2 separate regions of the Homo sapiens genome follow, and region 2 is linked to region 1. The links are chromatin loops, found by intact Hi-C in ENCODE. Cell type or tissue: mammary epithelial cell. All regions are shown on one strand. Links, peaks and the distances in the headings refer to the core of each region. The heading gives the core; the rest is flanking DNA.

What was found. Peaks named below come from ENCODE experiments on the same cell type or tissue, not always from the same donor. Only the 100,000 strongest peaks of a DNase experiment are listed, where the experiment ranks them.
Region 2: it touches region 1 in a loop (5-fold over the local background); 14 of 110 quality-filtered maps call a loop at or near these places.

The regions. Positions count from the first base shown.
Region 1 is chr5:134,300,385-134,305,766 of GRCh38, forward strand. It overlaps CDKL3 (cyclin dependent kinase like 3), which reads right to left. Exons shown (of 13, transcript NM_001113575.2): 11 at 4,021-4,183; 12 at 2,206-2,303. Among named protein-coding and RNA genes, the nearest start is that of CDKL3, 64 kb to the right of the region's middle. In mammary epithelial cell, for the core only: a CTCF peak has its summit at 2,627 (motif pointing right); no DNase peak of the experiment used is centred there.
Region 2 is chr5:134,509,241-134,514,622 of GRCh38, forward strand. No RefSeq gene overlaps it. Among named protein-coding and RNA genes, the nearest start is that of LINC01843, 5.4 kb to the left of the region's middle. RefSeq lists an enhancer at 1-509. In mammary epithelial cell, for the core only: a CTCF peak has its summit at 3,160 (motif pointing left); DNase peaks (open chromatin) are centred at 261 and 1,951; H3K27ac peaks cover 1,542 bases.

The DNA of each region.
Region 1 (5,382 bases), core at 87-5,086:
TGCTTGGATCTGATTGTATAATTCGAAAACCAAGTCAATACAGAGCCAAGAATAGAAAAAATAACTAGCAATTCCCTATCTTATGTTTTTAAAAATATGTCATATTCTTTCATGCTCTAAAATAAACTACAGGCTCAAAATTTAAGAAATGTTCTTAATTCTGACATTTATTAAAACCAGTTGTACTAGCCTTTTATGCAATTTCAGTCACTTGTCAGAGCTGCATTTGAATAAGCAGTACAAATAAACTATAATCAACACTGATGACTTCATTTTTTCTGGAGTTCTATATCATATGAACAAGAAGATGTTTTCCCTCCTTAATTTATTATTTATCCTAAAAATCACAGAAGGGTCTTTTTTCCTGCAGAGTTCCTTTTTTCCTGGACTAGAAAGTAATTTTAGTTCCTGGGGACTCTCACAGGACAATGGGATAAACACATGAGGCACATTAATAGTCTGCCTACCTCAGGAGCCCTAACTCACCCAATGATTGAAAAAATGTGCAAATGGTATGCTGTGCAACGTGCTGTGACATGAGTATGTCACCCAAATTTAAAAGTTTAAAGCCACCTTATTACTTTTTATAATGAACCGAAAGATGACTATTAATGGATTTTTTTTTTTTTAAACGGAGTTTCACTCTTGTTGTCTAGGCTGGAGTGCAATGGTTTGATCTCAGCTCACTGCGCAACCTCCGCCTCCCAGGTTCAAGCAATTCTCCTGCCTCAGCCTCCCGAGTAGCTGGGATTACAGGCATGAGCCACCACACCCAGCTAATTTTTGTATTTTTAGTAGAGAAGGGGTTTCACCACATTGGCCAGGCTGGTCTTGAACTCCTGACTTCAGGTGATCCACCCTCTTCAGCCTCCCAAAGTGCTGGGATTACAGGTGTGAGCCACTGTGCCCGGCCTAATGGCATTCTTGTTCTACAACATTTCTTCTCTGCAAAGTGGACTGTGGAGTTCTTAACAAGCTCTAGGCCAAGACTAAAGAGATAGCCCTAAATGTCACAGTGAGAATACATCTAATAGTGTCTGATAACCCTCTATCCAAATATTATAGAGATCAAGTAGCCTTGTTAAAATGCCTTCTTACAGAGTTTCAGATTTTTTAAAATATTTTTAATTTCTTCAAATTTTCTTAATAAGTATTTACTAATTTTATCATGAGTAAAACTGTAATAAATTTTATTTTTTAAAAAAACAGAAGTTGGGCCAGATGCGGCGGCTCACACCTATAATCCCAGCACTTTGGGAGGCCCAGGCGGGTGGATCACGAGGTCAGGAGATCGAGACCATCCTGGCTAACACAGTGAAACCCCGTCTCTACTAAAAATATTTTTTAAAAAAAATAGCTGGGTGTGGTGGCGTGTGCCTGTAGTCCCAGCTACTTGGGAGGCTGAGGCAGGAGAATTGCTTGAACCCGGGAGGCAGAGGTTGCAGTGAGCCGAGATCGCGCCACTGCACTCCAGCCTGGGCAACAGAGAGACACTCCGTCTCAAAAACAAACAAACAAACAAACAAACAAACACAAAAACAGAAGTTGATAAATCACATACAGAGATGACCTCACAAGTGTAGAATAGGAGGCCATCGATATGATTTAATTCAGTGGGTGCTCAGCACAATCTCTCTCTCTTAAAAGACTGTCTTTATAGAGCATTCATTTGGATATTACAGGCTTCAAGATTTTCAAATAAAATTTGAGAATCTCTCTGGTGGGTAGGGACTGGGAATATTTCAACAAGATTACCTGATAGTTAGCTGAGAGCAAATATTTGTGAAAATAGGACAGCAGGCAGACAGCAGAGATAAGGGAATAAACTGGAGAGAAAACGAAGGAAGGAAGAGGCTTAAAGGCAAAGACACACATGCTTGTGGCCATATAACCATATATTTATACCATTATTCATTTTCACTAGTCTGACTTACCTGCCTGATATCTGACACTACACACAATACAGATAATATTTTCCCTGGGTGCCATGCATTCTAATCATTCAACATTACCCACCAAAAAATAACTTTTAGAAACTTTTATTAATGGGTTATTCTAGGAAAATATAGATCTGTTTCTTTAGTTCAAAGATTATAAAATTTTGAATTTTTATATAGCTTTCCAATAGTAATAACTAAATTTATACACTGAGTCAAGTCCTCTAAACAACATGCCTTAGTAAAAGCTATATACAAAAAGAGTTACCTCTTGTTTTTCTTGATTTTGATCCACGTTAAGTAAAGTTGGTATCTTAGATGACTCTGTTTTCTTTGACTCCCTCTTCAGCATTTTTATCTGTTTAACTTTTGCAAAAATATACAAAACAATGAAAATTTGTTATTCCTACTTTGAAATTTTACTTTCCTTTCCAAGAATTTCAAATAGAAATCCACTAAGTCAGTTTCTCAGTTTATTACAAAGGAACAAAATAAATTATGAGTTGTAATGGTAAAATATGGTAAATTATTTGTTTTATAACTTTACAAATAGTCTACTAAGTATTAAAATAAGACATTTATTTTATTTTATTTTATTTTATTATTCTCAGTGTAACTGTTAAGTGGATCAGATAATTCCTCTTGAACTGTACAAGGATGATATTCTTGCTATTATATTAATTTTTCACAAGGTGTCACTGTTCTTCAAAGAAACATAACATTTATTCAAGACAAAAGTGCGTTTCATTCTGATATAAATCTTAAGTTCATAAATTTTTTTTTTTTTTGAGATGGAGTCTCACTCTGTCACCCAGGCTGGAGTGCAGTGGCGCGATCTCGGCTCACTGCAACCTCCGCCTCCCGGTTTCAAGTGATTTTCCTGCCTCAGCCTCCCAAGTAGCCGGGATTACAGGCATGAGCCACCATGCCTGGCTAATAGAGATGGGGTTTTGCCATATTGGCCAGGGTGGTCTCAAATTCCTGACCTCAGGTGATCCGCCCACCTTGGCTTCCCAAAGTGCTGGGATTACAGGTGTGAGCCACTGTGCCCAGCCTATAAATCTTATATATTTAATCCTTGGATGCTCAAAATACATATAAAATTTCTGCTACTATATGGGTAAATGATCATGAAGAAACATAGAAAGGCAATTTACCCCAGGTCATATACTAAACAAATTTCTCAAATACTATTCTAACATTTCAACAACATTGAGCTAATAAAAAATTTATCCTTTGCAGCCAGCTGCAATGGCTCACGCCTGTAATCCCAGCACTTTGGGAGGTTGAGACAGGTGGATCACCTGAGGTCAGGAGTTCGAAATCAGCCTGTCCAAAATGGTGGAACCCCCCCCCCGTCTCTACTAAAAATACAAAAATTAGCCAGGCGTGTTGGTGGGCACCTGTAGTCCCAGCTACTCAGGAGGCTAGGCACGAGAATCACTTGAACCTGGGAGGTGGTGGTTGCACTGAGCTGAGATTGCAACACTGCACTCCAGCCTGGGCAGCAGAGTGAGACTCTGTCTTAAATAAATAAATAAATAAATAAATTTTAATAATTTACCTTTTAAAGCTGTCTTAACCTCTCTTTATTTTTCTTTTTAATTAAAAAAAAATTTTTTTTTTTTAGAGACAGGGTCTCATTATGTCATCCTGGAGTGCAGTACAGTGGCGTGATCATGGCTCACTGCAGTCTCAACTTCCTGGGTCAAGCAATCCTCCTACCTCAGCCTCTGGAGTAGCTGGGACTACAGGCACACACCACCACACCAAGCTATTTTATTTTTTGTAGAGACAGGGTTTTGCTATGTTGCCCAGGCTTGTCTCAAACTCCTGGGCCCAAGCAATCCTCCTGCATTGGCCTCCCAAAATGCTGGGATTACACGCCTAAGCCTCTTTAAAATTATCTCCTTAAAATCATACCCCTTATTTGACAATGGGGAGAAAATCTCATCAGCTGAAATGTTTTCCTCACCAATTTACTATTTTCTACCTAAATCACACTATAAAATGTAAGTTATATTATGAAAAAATCTTATAAATGATATCATCATAATTGTAAAGCTATGCAACAAATGTGTACCTTCCATTCCTTTTGTATCTTTTGACTGTATTGTGACAGGCAATTCTGGAAAATGGAATTCTTTCCTGTCAGATCTGGAAAAATTCAGCTTCCTTTTGTTCTCATTTGCCATTTGGTCACTGTGACCTGTTCGCTCATTAAATATACCCTTCTCCATTTGGCTCTAAACAAACAAACAAGAGTTAGTTGAAGAAATGTGTCTAACTATTTGTAGAATGACAATCCTAGAATTGCTAGCCATTTGGATGGTATAAGATAGACATAACAATTAATTTAATAATTAAGAAGATTTAGAATAGAACACTATTGAACATATCAACAGATCAAACTCCAATAAAAGTTTCATAAAGCAAACATTTCTAGCATATTTAATATTCTGAGCATAATAGTCTTGGTCATGAGAACCACAATAATAATAATAATAATAATATTATTATTATTATTATTATTTTGAGTGCATTGGCATGATCATGACTCATTGCAGCGTCAACCCCCTGGGCTCAAGTGATCTTCCCACCTCAGTCTCTTAAGTAACTGGGACTACAGGCACATACCACCATGCCTGGTTAATTTTTAAATTTTTCGTAGAGATGGGGTCTTGTTAGGTTGACTAGGCTGATCTCAAACTCCTGGGCTCAAGTGACCCTTCTGCCTTGGGCTCCCAAAATGCTGGGATTACAAACATGAGCCACTGCATCTGGCCTTATTATTATTATTATTATTATTATTAAGACAGAGTCTTGCTTTGTTGTCCAGGCTGAAATACAGTGGCGCCATTACGGCTGCAGCCTCAACCTCTTGGGCTCAAGCCATAGTCCCATCTTAGCCCCCGAGTCTGAAACCACAGCCACATGCCACCACACACGACTAATTTATTTTATTTCATTTTTTGTACAGACAGGGTCCGTTATGTCGCCCAGGCTGATCTCAAATTCCTGGGATCAAGCAATCCTCCCAGCTCAGTCTCCCAAAATGCTAGGATTACAGGTGAGAGCCACTGTGCCTGGCCAGAACCACAAACTTAACTTTTCATTTTTAATACTATTCACTGCACTCTGACTTTGAACAAATTGCTTCAGTTCATTTTCTTAATAACTTCTTTATCTACCTAGAAAATGATATGCTTTGTAAACACTGGGAAAACCCAAAGGAAAAAATGTATTGCACATCCAGCATCTGGGAAACCTTCTGTGTTACCAGATTTTTGTTCATTTGAAAACAGATGATAAAATCTTGTCTAGATCAATGAACACTCTTCCACAATGTAATGTTTAGTATTCCACTGTATGAATGTACCCTAATGTACTTAGTCATCTGCTTTTGGACAGGTTTGTATTGTTTTCAGTTTTTTGTTATTATAAT
Region 2 (5,382 bases), core at 183-5,182, 210 kb after region 1:
TGCCATCTACTTCTTCACAGCCTGGCTCAGCTCAGGCTAGGGACATGACAGTGCTCAGAGAGGTCACAGCATCTTCCACACAGACCATTCCCAGCTCCGCCACTCTCCAGTTCCCTCTTGGTGCCATATGAGTCTGAGGAACTTGGGGAAATTCCTAACCTTCCCTTTCAATTGAGCCATTAGCCCTTGGAGTTAGCCACAACGTAATTGCTCAGGTCCCTCCAACAAGGGGACTGTGTCTGTGGCTTGATGACTCATGCACACTGCTCCATTCCACAACCTTGGGCAGGACTTGGGGCTGGGGACAGTGCCAGCCAGCATAGGCAAGGAGCTTGGACATCCCATTACCCCAACCCAGTCCCCAGGAACAGAGTGTACTCAAGGTTTCAGGACAAAAATCTAGAAGCAAGGAGGCGAACTGAGTGAGATTTGAGTGACGAAAAGGAGCAGACAAAGACAACAGCGAGTACAAAGGCCCTGAGGCAGGAACGAGCTTGGCATGATCAAGAACTGAAAAGAGCACAGGGGAGGCTGCAGCACAGTGAAAGAGAGGTCAGTGATAGGACATGCGATTAGACGGGGCCCACTAGACAATCCAGGATAATCCCTCCCTCTCAAGGCCCTTAATTTAATCATATCTGCAAAGTGCCTTCTGCCATGTCGGGGAACGTATTCACAGGCTCTGGGGAGTGCAGCGCAGACATCTTTAGGGATGGGCATTATTGTGTCTACCGCAGTATCTCTCTCACCCTCTTGTCTGTCTCTCTTGCTCTATCGCTACATTTCTGTTTACCTATCTACCTATTTATTTGAACCTGACCATGGATCTATTGACCACAATTTATTTCTCTTCCTACCCCTTTATCAAGCTTCAATAAGTTATTTATCAATCTATCATTCCTCAGTGGCTTTGATCTTTTACTCTGATAACAGCATCACCCCTTAGCCATCTGTCTAACAAACTAAACGTTAAACTCAATCTATCATTTAGTTGTCCTCTGTCCATGATGAATTATCAATCATCTACCTCCATCTTTGCAGATGTTGTACAGATGTGGACATTTTTTCTCAATGTCTATTGAAAAGATCGATAGATATGAGTTCAGTAAATATCCACTGAGTGCTGGCCACGTGCCCATTGCTATGTCATGTGTGGGTGAAATAAGGGGCTGACACTCCCAGTAGCCATAGAGGGTCCTTTTTCATTTTATCATTATCCCCAACAATGCTGTGATCACCAATCCAGGCACACTGTCCAATTTTGTCATCCACCTTGGAATCTTTTTTTTTTTTTTTTGAGATAGGGCTCTTGCTCTGTCACACAGGCTGGAGGGCAGTGGTGTGATCACAGCTCACTGCAGCCTCAATCTCCCAGGCTTAAGCAATCCTCCCACCTCAGCCTCCAGAGTATCTAGGACTACAAGCAAGTGCCACCATGCCCAGCTAATTTTTGTATTTTTTAAGAGACAAGGTCTCACTATGTTGCCCACGCTGGTCTCAAACACCTAGACTCAAGCAATCCTCCTCCCTTAGCCTCCCGAAGTGTTAGGATTATAGGCATGAGCCACTGGCCCTGTCCAGGGACCATTTTTATATAAACTTTCCAGTGAAATCCAGGCTGCTCTAGTCTGCCTTTTGCCTACTAGCCTCCTTGTATATGCATAAATAATGCAGACTCATTTTAACTTGATGTTGATCTTACATAAAGTGTGGGTGGAAAAGTATATCTGCTGGGCAAGCATCTAGTGCATCAAATAACGAATCCTAAAGTTAAATGGAAATTATTTTTAGGTTGTCTGGGCAAATAGCACAGAAGGTGGGGGGAATCCAGAGATATGACCTCAGATGTGACACATGCAGACACACGACACACCACACATACACACACACACACACACACACACACACGCATATGGGTACACACAAATGCACCTTCTCTCTTCCTTCTGCCCCCACACTAGCAGCTCCTTCCTGGCTTCCTCCGCCCCTCACTCACACAAAGGGCCAAAGCAAATACTTCAGCACTGAGTCATGTCCTACCTCATCTTGTTTCCAGCCTAGGAATCTCACCTCCCCACCTGGGCTGTGAGGTCTTCTGGGGCAAAGATGGTGTCTGCTTCTCCTTAGGTGTGCCCTCCTAGTCTGATCAGCCAGAGGACTGGACACCTAGGAGCTGCTTGCCTTTCCTTGAGCTCCGAGGGCAGTTGAGGATCAGGGAGGCAAGGGAGCTAGATGTCCAGTGGTAGACGCTCTCTAGGGCAGCCTCTTTGCCCCCCCAGGAATCTGCCTCTCCTGCCCAACCCGGATGCCAGATAACATAGGTTTCTTTTTTCTGTAGCACTCTCCTAGAGGAGCTGTGTTAGGTAGATAATCTGCCTAGAGCTGGCCTAGCTGGGGATCAACTCAACAAGAATTTCTTGTTTCCAAGCGTCTCCTTCACATGGGCATCCAGTGCCAATTTGTGTCCAAGTCTCTTCCCTAGCACACGGGATGGAGGTCCAGCATATTTGGAGACAGCTCACTGTGTGCCAGAGCCACAGGTCCTAGAATATCCAGCAATCACAGTACCCAGGGCCACCCCAGCCTCACAAGTCACTGTGCCCAAGGCCCTGAGGGAAGAACAGCTTGCTCACTAGTGCCTGAAGGAGGCTCCCAAGGCAGCCACCTTGTACACTGGAGACACTCCCAGCAGTGGGAGGCAGATCAAGGCCAGGACACCGTTAATGAAGCTTTGACTAGGGTGAGGCATCTCAGGGCCAGCTGGCCTTGCTGCTTCTCACCCCACTCTAAGCCTTGATCTGTCCACATACTTGACCCTGTTAGAATCTGGTGTCTGCCCCTCCCCCATCCTGATGTAACACATCTCTGTAGCCTGAAGCCGGCCCAGTTCTTGGCTCAGAGCTACTGCGTCTGCAGCACAGATCTGTCCCTGAGCACAGCTCGCACCAGCTTCCCTGCAGGCCTAGAGCCCAAGCCCTGGCCTCAGGCAATCTCCGCTTCCCTTGAGGCCAGCCCAGAGCCCCAACTCAGTGAGTTCTCATGAACTGTTTAGACTCCACCAGGTAATGAATTGTCCCCACTCTGCTGTCTCAGGAGCCAGGCTGGGCCAGGTATTCTCAGATTGAATTTGTTGGGAAGAAAGGGCACTCCACCTGCTGGAGGAGGGAGCACCTCCTGGAGGCCATGCCGCTCAGAAACTTTCTTCCCACACAGCTTCCAGCCCCAGGCTGCCCACCCAAGTCTCAGCAGGCCAAAGGCCTAGTGAGGCTTTTCTGTGCCCCTGCTGGAGCCCAACGTCCATGAGAAGGCTCTAGAATGCATTTAGGATCTGAGACTGGTCCAGCTGAAACAGCCCAGAGAGACCCTAATCCTGGGGCCCAGAGAGAGCCAAACAGGCCCCAGGCCACACAGAGGGCAGCCCTGAGGCTAGCCTAGAGGGCAGGTTTCTTGCCCCTTCCTACCAGGAGAAGCGTGTCCTTGCCACACCAATGATGTTTCTGTCCCTGGGTGGATTCCAAGCACCTGCGGGGCAACCAGCACTGCCCAAATGCAGAGGGCTTCTTGGGTTCCCCCAGTAACCCCAAGGTCGACTCCTCCCCTCCATCTCCACAGCTCCTGCCCCTGCCCTTCCCCCCTTCCCAGTCTTGCTCCCTACATACTCCAGTACAAGCAAATTCATGAATTCGGTACATACATTTCCAGACCTTTTTTTCCCGTACAAAAATGCACATGTTTGTGTCTCTGTGTGTGTTCAGAGAAAAATGTAAACTTTCATTTTGTAGGGTTTTTTTTTTGTTTGTTTTGTTTGCTTTTTTTTTTTTTTTTACTATGAGTGGGATCATACTGCACATATTACCCTGAAAGTTGTCTGTCACTTAACACTTCTCTTTTTTTTTTTTTTTTTTTTTTTGAGACAGAGTCTGGCTCTGTCGCCCAGGCTGGAATGCAGTGGCCCGATCTCGGCTCACTGCAATCTTCGCCTCCCAGGTTCACACCATTCTTCTGCCTCAGCCTCCCGAGTAGCTGGGACCACAGGCGCCCGCCACAACGCCCGGCTAATTTTTCGTGTTTTTAGTAGAAACGGGGTTTCACCATGTTAGCCAGGATGGTCTCGATCTCCTGACCTCGTGATCCGCCTGCCTATGCCTCCCAAAGTGCTGGAATTACAGGTGTGAGCCACCGCGCCCAGCCAACACTTTTCTTAAGGTTCTTTTTACACCAGGTATACAAAACTGCACAATGCCACTTCTTTGGCTATCTTGTTCGTTTTTCTTTTCTTTCTTTCTCTCTCTCTTTCTTTTTTTTTTTTTTTTTTTTTTGAGACAGGGTCTCACTCTATTGCTCAAGCCAGAGTGTAGTGGTGCAGTCACGGCTCACTGCAGTCTTGGGCTCAAGTAATCCTCCCACTTCAGCCTCCCAAGTAGCTAAGACTGCAGGTGCACACCACCACGCCCAGATAATTTTTTTGTTTTTTTTTTGAGGTGGGGTTTCGCTCTTCTTGCCCAGGCTGGAGTGCAATGGCGCAATCTTGGCTCACTGCAACCTCCGCCTCCCGGGTTCAAGCAATTCTCCTGCCTCAGCCTCCCAAGTAGCTGGGATTACAGGCATGTGCCACCATGCCCAGCTAATTTTGTATTTTTAGTAGAGACGGGGTTTCACCATGTTGGTCAGGCTGGTCTTGAACTCCTGACCTCAGGTGATCCGCCCACCTCGGCCTCCCAAAGTGCTGGGATTACAGGCATGAGCCACCGCCCCTGGCCTAATTTTTTGTATTTTTTTATAGAGCCAGGGTTTCATTACGTTGCCCAGGCTGGTCTCAAACTCCTGGGCGCAGGCGATCCATCCACCTCAGCCTCCTAAATGCTGGGATTACAGGCGTGAGCCACCACGCCCAGCTGGCTGCTTTGTTCTATTTGCACTGTGCATTATTTAGTTAGTCCTTCAGTGAATGGACATTCAGTCTGTTTCCACATTTTCACTGTTACAAACAATGCTGTAATGGCTATTCTTAAACTGCCATCCTTGTGCCCACATCAGAGGGTCTCACAGCGGGGGGTGGGGGAGGGTTCCTGGATTTAGAGCTGCACGCTCTCATCTCCTTCCAATGTGAGGCAACTGCAGGGTCTCACCTTCACTTCAAGCAGCTCACAAATGTAGTTTCTGGAACAAAGGGCAGTTCCCTCCTCAGAAGGAGCCCCCAGGGGTTAGCATCATGCTCCATACCCCACTGCATGCTATAAACCAGGCAGACACCATCCATCTGTCTGACTTTGACTTCCCCTGTATCTTCCCACCTCCACTTCTCCCCTACCCCCAACCCCATCTCATATGAATCACCGTCACTATGCAGGTCCACCTCCAGGCCTTTCTCAAGAAACTCTC